Regions from separate parts of the Homo sapiens genome. Here region 1 is linked to region 2. Evidence: chromatin contacts called from ENCODE Hi-C data. All regions are on one chromosome and are shown on one strand. The core of a region is the stretch at or near the end of the contact, and the rest is flanking DNA. Distances in the headings are between cores, read along the strand shown. Region 1 holds the start of ELOA2 (elongin A2). Region 2 holds the start of ST8SIA5 (ST8 alpha-N-acetyl-neuraminide alpha-2,8-sialyltransferase 5).

Evidence for each region. Hi-C counts contacts between places; a loop is a spot of excess contacts on that map. Pooled maps may share reads with other maps.
Region 1: a loop to region 2 is called in a pooled map, with 4 times the contacts of the local background. The contact joins the promoter of ELOA2 here to the promoter of ST8SIA5 in region 2. A Hi-C loop is called at or near these places in 1 of 168 maps with a recorded cell type or tissue (K562) and 1 of 50 pooled maps.

Annotation. Positions count from the first base shown.
Region 1 is chr18:47,033,831-47,039,366 of GRCh38, reverse strand. ELOA2 (elongin A2) reads left to right here and starts at 3,746. Exons shown (of 1, transcript NM_016427.3): 1 at 3,746-5,536. The coding sequence starts at 4,103. All of the region lies in intron 3 of KATNAL2 (katanin catalytic subunit A1 like 2), which reads right to left.
Region 2 is chr18:46,755,148-46,760,593 of GRCh38, reverse strand. ST8SIA5 (ST8 alpha-N-acetyl-neuraminide alpha-2,8-sialyltransferase 5) reads left to right here and starts at 3,541. Exons shown (of 7, transcript NM_013305.6): 1 at 3,541-4,216. The coding sequence starts at 4,086. ST8SIA5-DT (ST8SIA5 divergent transcript) reads right to left here and starts at 3,151. Exons shown (of 3, transcript XR_001753434.3): 1 at 2,135-3,151; 2 at 328-1,797. RefSeq lists a silencer at 3,569-3,958.

The DNA.
Region 1 (5,536 bases), core at 2,497-4,996, 280 kb before region 2:
TACAGAATTTCTCTTTGGGCTAATGAAAAGGTTCTAAAATTGATCAAGGCAATGGAAGTATATCTCTGTGAATATCTTGAAAGCCATGGAATTGTACATTTTAAATGGTGAGTTGTAAGGTATATGAATAAAGATATTTTAAAATGCAAAATGTGGGAGAGGGGCAGAGAAAAGAAGGCTTAAATAAATGTAAATAATTTAAGTAAAATTGTGGCTTGATATATAAAATAAATAGTCTAACTGAAAATATAAATCATTATATGCAATATTTTGAAGCTATTCAAGATGGAAATGATGGGGGTAAAAGAACTGGTTATCACACACAGCACCATGAGGGCCTGCTTTTTCAGCCCCCAGACAGAGCCTGTTTCTGCTTTGGAGTGTAGCAATGACACTTTATTACTACCCAGCCTTGCTCTATCAGTGTGACTACAGGAGTAGACTTACTGAACAGAAGAGTAATACAGGCATTTCTGTGTTCAGAATCTTCACATATTCATTTACAGCAGACATTTCTCTTTGCAGTTTTTCTTGTGGGTTTTATAATAATTTGCAATATATATACAAGTTGAAGAAACCACCTTAACTATTGTCTATACTTCTTCAGTTTTTTGGTACAAAAATAAGCTTCTTTCAATAAGACTCTCAAATTTTTTAAAGTGCAGCTATTTTTTACATTTTTACATCCAGATTTGGTAAGGTATTGAAAGAATATTGTATTTCAGATACAATTGGTGGGAATGTAAGTTGGTACAACCCTTTTGCAGAGCAAATTGACAAAATCTATCAAAGAGAAAAATGCGCATACCTGTCGACCCAGCAATATCACTCAGCAATTTATACTCTAGAGGATCAATTACACTATATTATAGAAATACTCCATGTGTGCACATACATGCACATACACAGAGGCAGAAAAATACAGTTTATTTTCTACTACCCACAGGTAGGATAGTGAGTTTCATAGCAACCCTAATAAAAGCAAGTTGGAACATTTGTCAGAATTATTTCCTTCAAACTCCTTTTTAGAATCCCTGGAGAGTCATTTAAACAGTGAACCACTGACCTAATTAACACAGTTAATCAGGATAAATAAGAAAGCAAAAGCTCTAATTCTTGAGACAGAGGTCTAATTCTTAATCCTAAACAAATCTGAGCAATGTTGATCATACTTTTGAAAGAATAGCCTAAAAGACAGGCTTACTCAGGGTTTTCATTACATTTCTGCAAAATGGCAGGTACTTCAACTCCAATCAAAAGAATTTCCACTTTTTTTTTATTAGAATCACAGTTTGCAAAAGAGTCGATGTCTATAATGGGGATTGGCTGAGTCCTTTAGAACTCTGTCTGGTAATGAGGCTGCATCAAAAATGGCTTTTCATGGTCGGGCACTGTGGCTCACTCCTGTAATCCCAGCAATTTGGGAGGCCAAGGTGGGAGGATCACTTGAGCCCAGGAGTTTGAGAGCAGCCTGGGCAACATAGGGAGACTCCCATCTCTAATAAAAAAAAAAAAATGGCTTTCCTACTATGTGGACTGTGAAGCAGCTTTTACTTGTGGTGACCAGGTCTTAAAATAATAATGTGATTTTTATTTTGTGGTAAGAGTGATAAAAATTCAGAATTCAGTAAGAGTAAAGCAGGAAAAGAGAGTTTTAAAAACACTATTCCAAATGTAGTGTTAAATATTTAAGATGAGCTTCTGTTACTGAAAACACAGAATGCAGTCTTACAAATTTCTTAATTAAAGGTATAAAGTTGGCCAGATCTACATCTTTCTGCCCAGGCCATTCAAATTAACCTAGAAAATTATCTTCTGAATTAAAAAAAACTAAGAATGAGCCATTCCCCGCAAAAAGGATCCATTTAAACTGTAAGAGATGGTGTGCCCCTGAAATGGACACAATTACATGCTCATTAATTTCTGTGTACAAAGAAAGGAGGCCCAGAAGTGAACATCTAATCTAGGTGTCTCATTTGCATGTTTCAATAATCTGGCTGTTTTTGTTTTCTTTCATTTCCTTTGTGGGCTATTGTGCCACAAATATACCTCCATTATCAAATTCAAAATTGAATCCTATGATACCATAGCCTGAGGAAAAGGAAGCATTGAATATCATTCCCAGTTTTAGACCCAGAAGATATTTAGGAAATGTTACTGTATATACACCACATGCAACATTAGTGCTTTTAATTTCCTTTTTACGGGTGCAATGGAGATTAATTTGCATGAGCTCGTTTCAATTTCAGTAATAAGATCCAAATTTTGCATTAAGCTTTCAATCTCAAAAACAAACAGTTAAAAAGCATACATCACTTCTTTCAAATGTCTTTACTATACTTCTGTTTTACAGTCCCTGCATCTAATATTCCCCTAAAAGGTTGAATATATATACCTGTAGGTTCTAATTTGTTTCTTGTTTGTTTCCTGACTATCTCCTGGCTCTGCCAGGAAACTTCCTAACTTTCAAATGCTGTACAACCCAAAAAAATGCTAGAAATATCAAAAGAAGTGTCTACAGATCCAGAAAAGACATTTATTGAATTTAATACAATGTCAGAATTGGTCAACTATGCTCAGAAACATAGGACCAAGTGTTCCCTAATTTGAGAGGGTAAATAAGTAACAACAGAAATAAGAGAAAAAACCATAGATATTTCAAATGATCCTGTTTTAATAATTGTCACTGAAAATTAAAGTCCGATCCAGATACCAAATCTGTTTCAACAATAATAGCTAGAGACAAGAGTAAAAATTTCTTTAAAGTTTTAAAACAGGTGGAAGAAGATCCAGAAATATTTATTCCAAGATTTGTAAGCGGGGATAAAACATGGCTACACTGGATAGTCCTGAAGAAAGAGCACAAAACAAAGGCTACCAAAAGGTGGCAGCACTCCAGTCAAAGACAGAGAGGACCAGTCAAGAGAAGAGGTCATGGCAACAGTTTTGGGGAATGCTCAAAAGATATGACTAAAAGACTTTTTGAAGGGCCAAACCAAGATCAAATATGCTTACTAACAGAGTTTTTGAGAAAACTAGCCAAAGCATGAGCAGAAAAACCATTACCAGAGAGTTCTACCTAATCATGAAAAAGTTCTTGCTGTAGCATTTCACTGAACAAAGGGCAGTTTGGCAAGAGTTTCAAAAGGAGATCATGAGGCGTCCACCTTGCAGTCATGATGTGGAACCTGCTGACTTCTATTTATTTCCTCGTATTAAAAATTCTGCAAACGGCACCCAGTTTTCTTCAGTTAATAATGGAAAAAAGATTTCTTGGAAATAGTTAAATTCCCAGAAACATCAGGGCTTGAGGGACAAGGCGGGGTCAAGACAGTGCTCGAACTACTGTCTCGAAATTGATGGAGCAGATGTTAAGAAATAAAATCTACCGGTTTTATTTTTGTCTTTTAATCCCTGTTTTGACAAATTTGGGAAGTCCCCTCACACAACATCAGTCCTAGGCAAAGAGTTGTTATCCTGTATTGGTTCTTCTTTCTATGATTTTGTCTTGCTGTGTTATTTTCTGTTTTACTCCCAAGAAGATTCAGTCTGTGTTTTTTGGAATTCACAGATGTGGAACCTGCGAACATGGAAGGTCAACGGTAAAACTCAGTGGGGTGTGTCGAGGCTGAAATTAACCTAATCAACCTCTGGGGCACAGCAGTCCACCTGGCGTGGACCGTCCCGATTGTCTGCATTGTGCTGACGGCATGAGTACGTATGGGGGCGGGGCAGCCCAAGAGCTAAGAGGGTCAGGGCTAGAGCCGTGAGTGTCAGCCTGGGATGGGCTACATAAGGCCCAGCTCTGGCACCAGAGCTTCATTCTTTGTTGCACAGCAAACTGCAGAGGTCACTCCAGGCTGTGGCTCCACATCCCGAGGAACAAAAGCGGGCCTGCTCAGCTGTCTGCAAGGACGGCCGTTCCAGACCAAGTGGCCTGCTGCTCCGAGGACCCAGCTCGCTCCAGGCTGTGACTCCACATCCCGAGGTCGCTGCCTGGCGACCGGGCAGCGAGGACCGGCCACCCCAGACTTCCTGTCCCGCAGCCCCAAAGACAGAGCTGCGACCGCCGGGACAGCGACGCCTGCACAGCTCTGGTGAGATGGCGGCAGGGTCCACTACGCTGCACGCAGTGGAGAAGCTGCAGGTGCGTCTGGCCACTAAGACGGAGCCGAAAAAGCTAGAGAAATATTTGCAGAAACTCTCCGCCTTGCCCATGACGGCAGACATCCTGGCGGAGACTGGAATCAGAAAGACGGTGAAGCGCCTGCGGAAGCACCAGCACGTGGGCGACTTTGCCAGAGACTTAGCGGCCCGGTGGAAGAAGCTGGTGCTCGTGGACCGAAACACCCGGCCTGGCCCACAGGACCCTGAGGAGAGCGCTTCCCGACAGCGCTTCGGGGAGGCTCTTCAGGACCAGGAAAAGGCCTGGGGCTTCCCAGAAAACGCGACGGCCCCCAGGAGCCCATCTCACAGCCCTGAGCACAGACGGACAGCACGCAGAACACCTCCGGGGCAACAGAGACCTCACCCGAGGTCTCACAGTCGCGAGCCCAGAGCTGAGAGAAAGTGCCCCAGAATAGCCCCAGCTGATTCCGGCCGCTATCGGGCCTCTCCAACGCGCACAGCTCCCCTCCGGATGCCCGAGGGCCCTGAGCCCGCTGCGCCCGGGAAGCAACCCGGAAGAGGCCACACTCACGCGGCTCAGGGCGGGCCTCTGCTGTGTCCAGGCTGCCAGGGCCAACCCCAGGGGAAAGCCGTTGTGAGCCACAGCAAGGGGCACAAATCGTCTCGCCAGGAAAAACGCCCCTTGTGTGCCCAGGGAGATTGGCACTCCCCTACTTTGATCAGGGAGAAATCATGCGGGGCCTGCTTAAGAGAGGAAACCCCAAGGATGCCCTCCTGGGCAAGTGCCAGGGACAGGCAGCCTTCGGACTTCAAGACAGACAAGGAAGGGGGGCAAGCTGGCAGCGGCCAGCGTGTCCCTGCCTTGGAGGAGGCTCCAGACAGTCACCAGAAGAGGCCTCAGCACAGTCACTCGAACAAGAAGAGGCCCAGTCTAGACGGCCGGGACCCAGGAAATGGGACACACGGCCTGTCGCCCGAGGAGAAAGAGCAGCTTTCCAACGACCGAGAGACTCAAGAGGGGAAGCCACCGACTGCTCATTTGGACAGAACGTCCGTGAGCTCCCTCTCTGAGGTGGAGGAGGTAGATATGGCTGAGGAATTCGAGCAGCCCACTCTGTCATGTGAAAAATACCTCACCTACGATCAGTTGCGGAAGCAAAAGAAAAAGACTGGAAAATCTGCCACCACTGCACTTGGAGATAAACAAAGGAAAGCAAACGAATCCAAGGGCACTCGTGAGTCCTGGGATTCGGCTAAGAAATTGCCTCCTGTCCAGGAAAGCCAGTCAGAGAGGCTGCAGGCGGCCGGCGCTGATTCCGCCGGGCCGAAAACGGTGCCCAGCCATGTCTTCTCAGAGCTCTGGGACCTCTCAGAGGCCTGGATGCAGGCCAACTACGATCCGCTTTCG
Region 2 (5,446 bases), core at 2,292-4,791:
ATTTTCCCTTTGGAAAAACTTTGGCAGTAATTGCTAAAGCTGAACATATGTATACTCTCTGACCTAGCAATTTTACTTCTAGAAATAGATACCCAGCAGATATGCATGCATGTTTTCACCCAAAAAACCATGCACTGGAAGGCTGATGGCAGCAACTACCCAGATGTCCATCAGCTGTAGAATGGATAAGTTGTGCCACAGTCGTTTGATGGCATACTATATAGCAATAAGATTGAACAAACTATAACTGCACACAGAAGTATTAGTTTCATATTGCAGTGAAACATATTACCACAAACTTAGTGGCTTAAAGCAACACACACTTACAAGCTCACAGATGTGTAGGTCTTACATCTGGGCACGGCATAGCTGGGTTCTCGGCTGAGGGTCCCAACAGCTGAAATCAATGTGTAGGCGGCTGGAGCTCAGAATCCTCTTTGAAGTGTATTCAGGTTGTTAGCAGAAGTCGGAGTCTGCTTCATGATTGGAGGACTGAGGTCCTCATTTCCTTGCTGGCTGTCAGCCAGGAGCCAGTCTCAGCTCCTACAGGCTGTCTGCATCCTTTGCCTTGTGGACCTCTTCTGTCTTCGAAGGCAACAGCAAAGAATTTCCCTCATATCAGCCACTCTCGTGATTCAAATCTTTTTCACCAGGAAGAGCCCAGTCCCTTGTAAGGGCTCCATATGGCCATGCCCACTGAGGACAATTTCCTGATATTAAAGCCAACTGATTTAGGCCAATTACATCTGCAAATTCCCTTCACAGCAGCGCCTAGATCAATACCTATGGGAATGTGCATACAAGAAGGGGTGAGGAATCTTGGGGGTCTTCTTGTAATTCTGCCCACCACATGCAACAGCATGGATAAATCTCATAGCAACGTTAAGCAAAAGAAGGCAGACACAAAATAATATATAATGTATAATTGCATTTATATAAAACACAAAACAGGAAGCACTGATCTTTGGGGTTAGGATTCAGAACAGTGGTTACTCTTGAGTACATAGTAACCAGATAGGAACATGAGGGGACTCCTGGGGGCCGATAATTGATCTGTGTACTGGTTACATGGGTGTGTTCAGCTTGTGAAAACACAGCGACCTGAACATTTATGATTTGTGTACTTTTCTGTAAATGCATTATATTGCAATTAAAAAGTTCTTAGGATAATTTTGATTCATTTCTTGAAAATAGATTTGTTTTTCCAAGAAAACAGCACTCAAAGACAGGTATCAGAGTGAGCACCTGATGGGGTGGAGAATAAGCAGGAATACAAAAGAAACAACAGTGCCTTGCCTGGAGTGAAGATGATAGTACCCCTCAAACTCTACACTTGAGCACCAAGTAGAGAAAAATTAGTGAAAAATTAGTACTGTCATCTTGGAGCCTGTGTGTAGGACCTACCTCATAATTTGGCCCAGTGCAAAGAGAAATGCAAACCCCCTTGTTCAAAAGTTTGAAGACAGCAAGAGTGGAGCAATCAGTCAAAATCAATGGTGGTGGTGGGGACAAATGAACAAGTCCCACTCCCAAGAAGCCAGCCTGCCTGTGTGTGTGGGAGAAAGAACCTCATCTCAGAATCCCAAGACTTGTTGCTAGGTGAGTTACTTTGGGCATCTGTTGCTTTAGTCCTTTCAGCTGTAAAATGGGTTAGCCAGGGGCTAGGAGGTGAAAATTCATTAATATATGCAAGTGAAGCACGTTTTTATGTGCCAGACAGCAAACAAATACAGGAATTATTATAATAATGGGCCCTCTAAATGTTGGAGTTTTTCTTTAATTGGTTAAAAAGCCTACCTGTGGCCGGGCGCGGTGGCTCACGCCTGTAATCCCAGCACTTTGGGAGGCCGAGGCGGGTGGATCATGAGGTCAGGAGATCGAGACCATCCTGGCTAACAAGGTGAAACCCCGTCTCTACTAAAAATACAAAAAATTAGCCGGGCGCGGTGGCGGGCGCCTGTAGTCCCAGCTACTCGGGAGGCTGAGGCAGGAGAATGGCGTGAACCCGGGAAGCGGAGCTTGCAGTGAGCCGAGATTGCGCCACTGCAGTCCGCAGTCCGGCCTGGGCGACAGAGCGAGACTCCGTCTCAAAAAAAAAAAAAAAAAAAAAAAAAAAAAAAAAAAAAAAGCCTACCTGTGACCTTGCAGAGAAATACAGAAACTCTTCATGGATAGCACAGGGGCCACTTCTGCCTTATGAATTAACACAAATCCCGAATTCTTGGTGGAACCCTTATCATGAGATTTTACTGTGCATTATTTGATCTTTCCAGTTCAAAGAAGAAACTACTAAATGCCAAGGTCGAGAGTATTGGAGTCTGGGCACTTCCCCCATCAAAGTTCTTGTGCTGAGGTTTGAGTTTCGGTCAGGTTCGCTGTTGAATCCCTGGCCTGACTCTAGAACATCCCGGAGTGCCTGCTGGAACCTGGGAAGGGGCACCCTAGAATCTTCCAACCGGCCTCAGTGGCGAGCGCCGCGGGCACACGACTCCCAGCGCTTGGAGCCTCTGCGGTGTTAGGATGACAGGACTGTCGCCTGGCCGGGTTGGGGGGTGGGGACGGTATTTCAGGCTAAGAATTTCTGAGAGGCACGACATTCGCATTGCGTTTCTGTGATTATTCTCCCTGGCTTGCGTTCTGAAGCACGAATCTTTCCGGATGTAGTAACTGGCTTCCTAAAGCTTTGGGGGGACTGTGGTCCCCGAAGGCTGCCGGCTGCCTGACCTAAGATTTACGAGTGGTTCCAAGGATGAGACAAGGTCCCAGTGTCTCGGTGACAACAGGGTCTTTGACGAACGGCTGCCGAGTTGCAGCTGGGGAGGGGGAAGAGGACTGTGGCGGGGGCGGGGAGCCCCTGAATTTCTTCCTTGTAGGAGTTGGGCGCCGGGGCACGGGCAGGCAGCCCCGCAGGCCATCAGCATGCAGGAGCGGCGCGCCGTCCTTGAAGGGCTGCCCGGCTGACCTTGCTCCGCTTTCTCCGGAGAAATCGCTAGGAGAGCGCGAGGACGCGGCCACGATGGTGACTCAGTGCCCTGCGCGCCGCACGCAAATGCTCCCTTCCATCAAGTCCAGCTCCGCAACTGTTGTTTCCTCTTCCTGCCCTCTTTTTTTTCTTTTTTTTTCTTTTTGAGACGGAGTCTCGCTCTGTCGCCCAGGCTGGAGTGCAGTGGCGCGATCCCGGCTCACTGCAACCTCCGCCTCCCAGGTTCAAGCGATTCTTCTGCCTCAGTCTCCCAAGTAGCTGGGACTACAGGCGCGTGCCACCACGCCTGGCTAATTTTGTTTTTTGTATTTTTAGTAGATACGGGTTTTCGCCATATTGGCCAGGCTGGTCTTGAACTCCTGACCTTGTGATCCGCCCGCCTCGGCCTCCCAAAGTGCTGGGATTACAGGAGTGAGCCACCGCGCCCAGCCCCTGCCCTCTTTTTAATTCCAAGATTCAAACCCGGCGTTTTGCGCTCCGCCCCTCCCCCTCCCCACGGCCCGCCTATCATTAGCCAGACTGCGCGGGTGTTTTGTACGCCCCCTCCCCCCGTCCCTATCGGCAGAACCGGAGGCCAACCTTCGCGATCCCTTGCTGCGGGCCCGGAGATCAAACGTGGCCCGCCCCCGGCAGGGCACAGCGCGCTGGGCAACCGCGATCCGGCGCCGGACTGGAGGGGTCGATGCGCGGCGCGCTGGGGCGCACAGGGGACGGAGCCCGGGTCTTGCTCCCCATTGGCCGCCACCTCGGCGGGAGGGGCCGCCTCCGGCTCGTGGCACCTGGCGTCTCCCCTCCGCGGGGAAATCGGCGGCTACCCGGCACCGGCGCCTGGAGGTAAAGGTACCCGGGGGTGGGGAAGGCCCCTGGCCGCGGCAGAGCTCCCTGCCACCGGCCCTGTCCTGCTTGCCGCCCCAGCGCCTGCGACGCTTGGATGCCCCCAGCTCCGGCCGCGCCAACCAGAAACTTTGCCCCTCGAAGTCCCCCGCCTGCCTGACCGCACCGTGAGGCGCCAAGTCGGCCGCGCGCCCCCCGGGGCCCCGGAACCCCGCGAGTCATTGCCTGGCCGCCCCGTACCCCGCGCCCGCGGCGCCCGGTAGCCAGGATGCGCTACGCGGACCCCTCGGCCAACCGGGATTTGTTGGGGAGCCGAACTTTGCTCTTCATCTTCATCTGCGCCTTTGCCTTGGTGACCTTGCTGCAACAGATCCTGTATGGCAGGAACTACATTAAGAGGTAAGAAAGTCCATTGAGAGGGCGGGATGCGCGGAGCCGGCCGGCGAGCCCCCGGGTGGCAGTGGCCGCGGCAGCTTCGGTCGCAGCGCCCCGGGGTGAGTGGCCGTGGGGTCCGCTCCTAGCCCCGAGCATGGCCGCTTAGGCTTGGGCCACCGCGTTTCCAAGAGCATCCTTGCTTGCTTCTGCCCAGCGCTGGCTGGAGGGTCCAGACAACTTTGTTCCGCTGTGAAAAATGAAGGACAGAATAGAATTCCAAGCAACCAGGCTGACGATAAATCCATTTAATACCCGGAGAGACCGCATGGATCGGAGCGGTGTCCTCCAGACCCACAGTTCTATGGCCATTTGTTTGGACTCCGGGGTCGGAGGGCTCAAAATCGTATCGATTGTTTGTTTGTTTGTTTGTTTGTTTATAACCTCGCGAGTCCTGAACTTTCGTAAGGACCCTTGGGAGAAAAAGCATTTTCCCCTCCAGGAGCTTCGGGTTCGGTGGGGGTGGTAGTGTGGGCTGTGGCTATGCGACAGGGATAGTGATAGTGAAGTCTTACAATCCCACAGCCACTGGATCTGTGAAACTCAACAACCTGATTCCTTCTGAAACAGATGGCTTTTTTTTTCTCATCCTTAGCGCAAAAGGTCAGAGCTGCAGCATAAGTTAACCCCTCGTTGGGCTCTCCCCCTACTCCACCCCAATCCACGGTTAAACTCCAAGAGAAAGAGCAGTAGGAGGTGTCACTCAGAAATTCAATTCGGGCACAGCCTCAGCCTCTCTATTTGCAGAAGATACACTGAAATGCCAGCCACTTCCTTCTGCCGGCTCTGCTGGCTTAAGGAAACACTTGGGGTTCCTCCGCCTGGTTTGAGAGATTAGGGGAGGTTCTTGCTCTAGGATACACCCATATCAGAGCCTCTCTTGGCAAGAGCCCTCTCTCCTAGCTGCTGGGCTGTTTTTTAGTTTGCTGCTAGTGTCTCCCTACTCTCACCGCCCCTCCCCTAGGTTGATAGGAAAATAAATGTCTCTCTAGCTAAGTAAGCATCCCACCTTCTTCTCTAAACTTCCCCATAACGAAACAGCCCTCTTCTCATCCTTTGGGTGAGGTGGATACATCAGGTATGGGTGCTCCCAATCTGGGCTGCCCACGAAGGTGGGAGGGTGAGGATCGCTGCTAGGTGTCGCTGTCCAGTGGAAAAGCCGAGCACTTAGGCTGTTTCCCCTCCTTGTAACTCCCC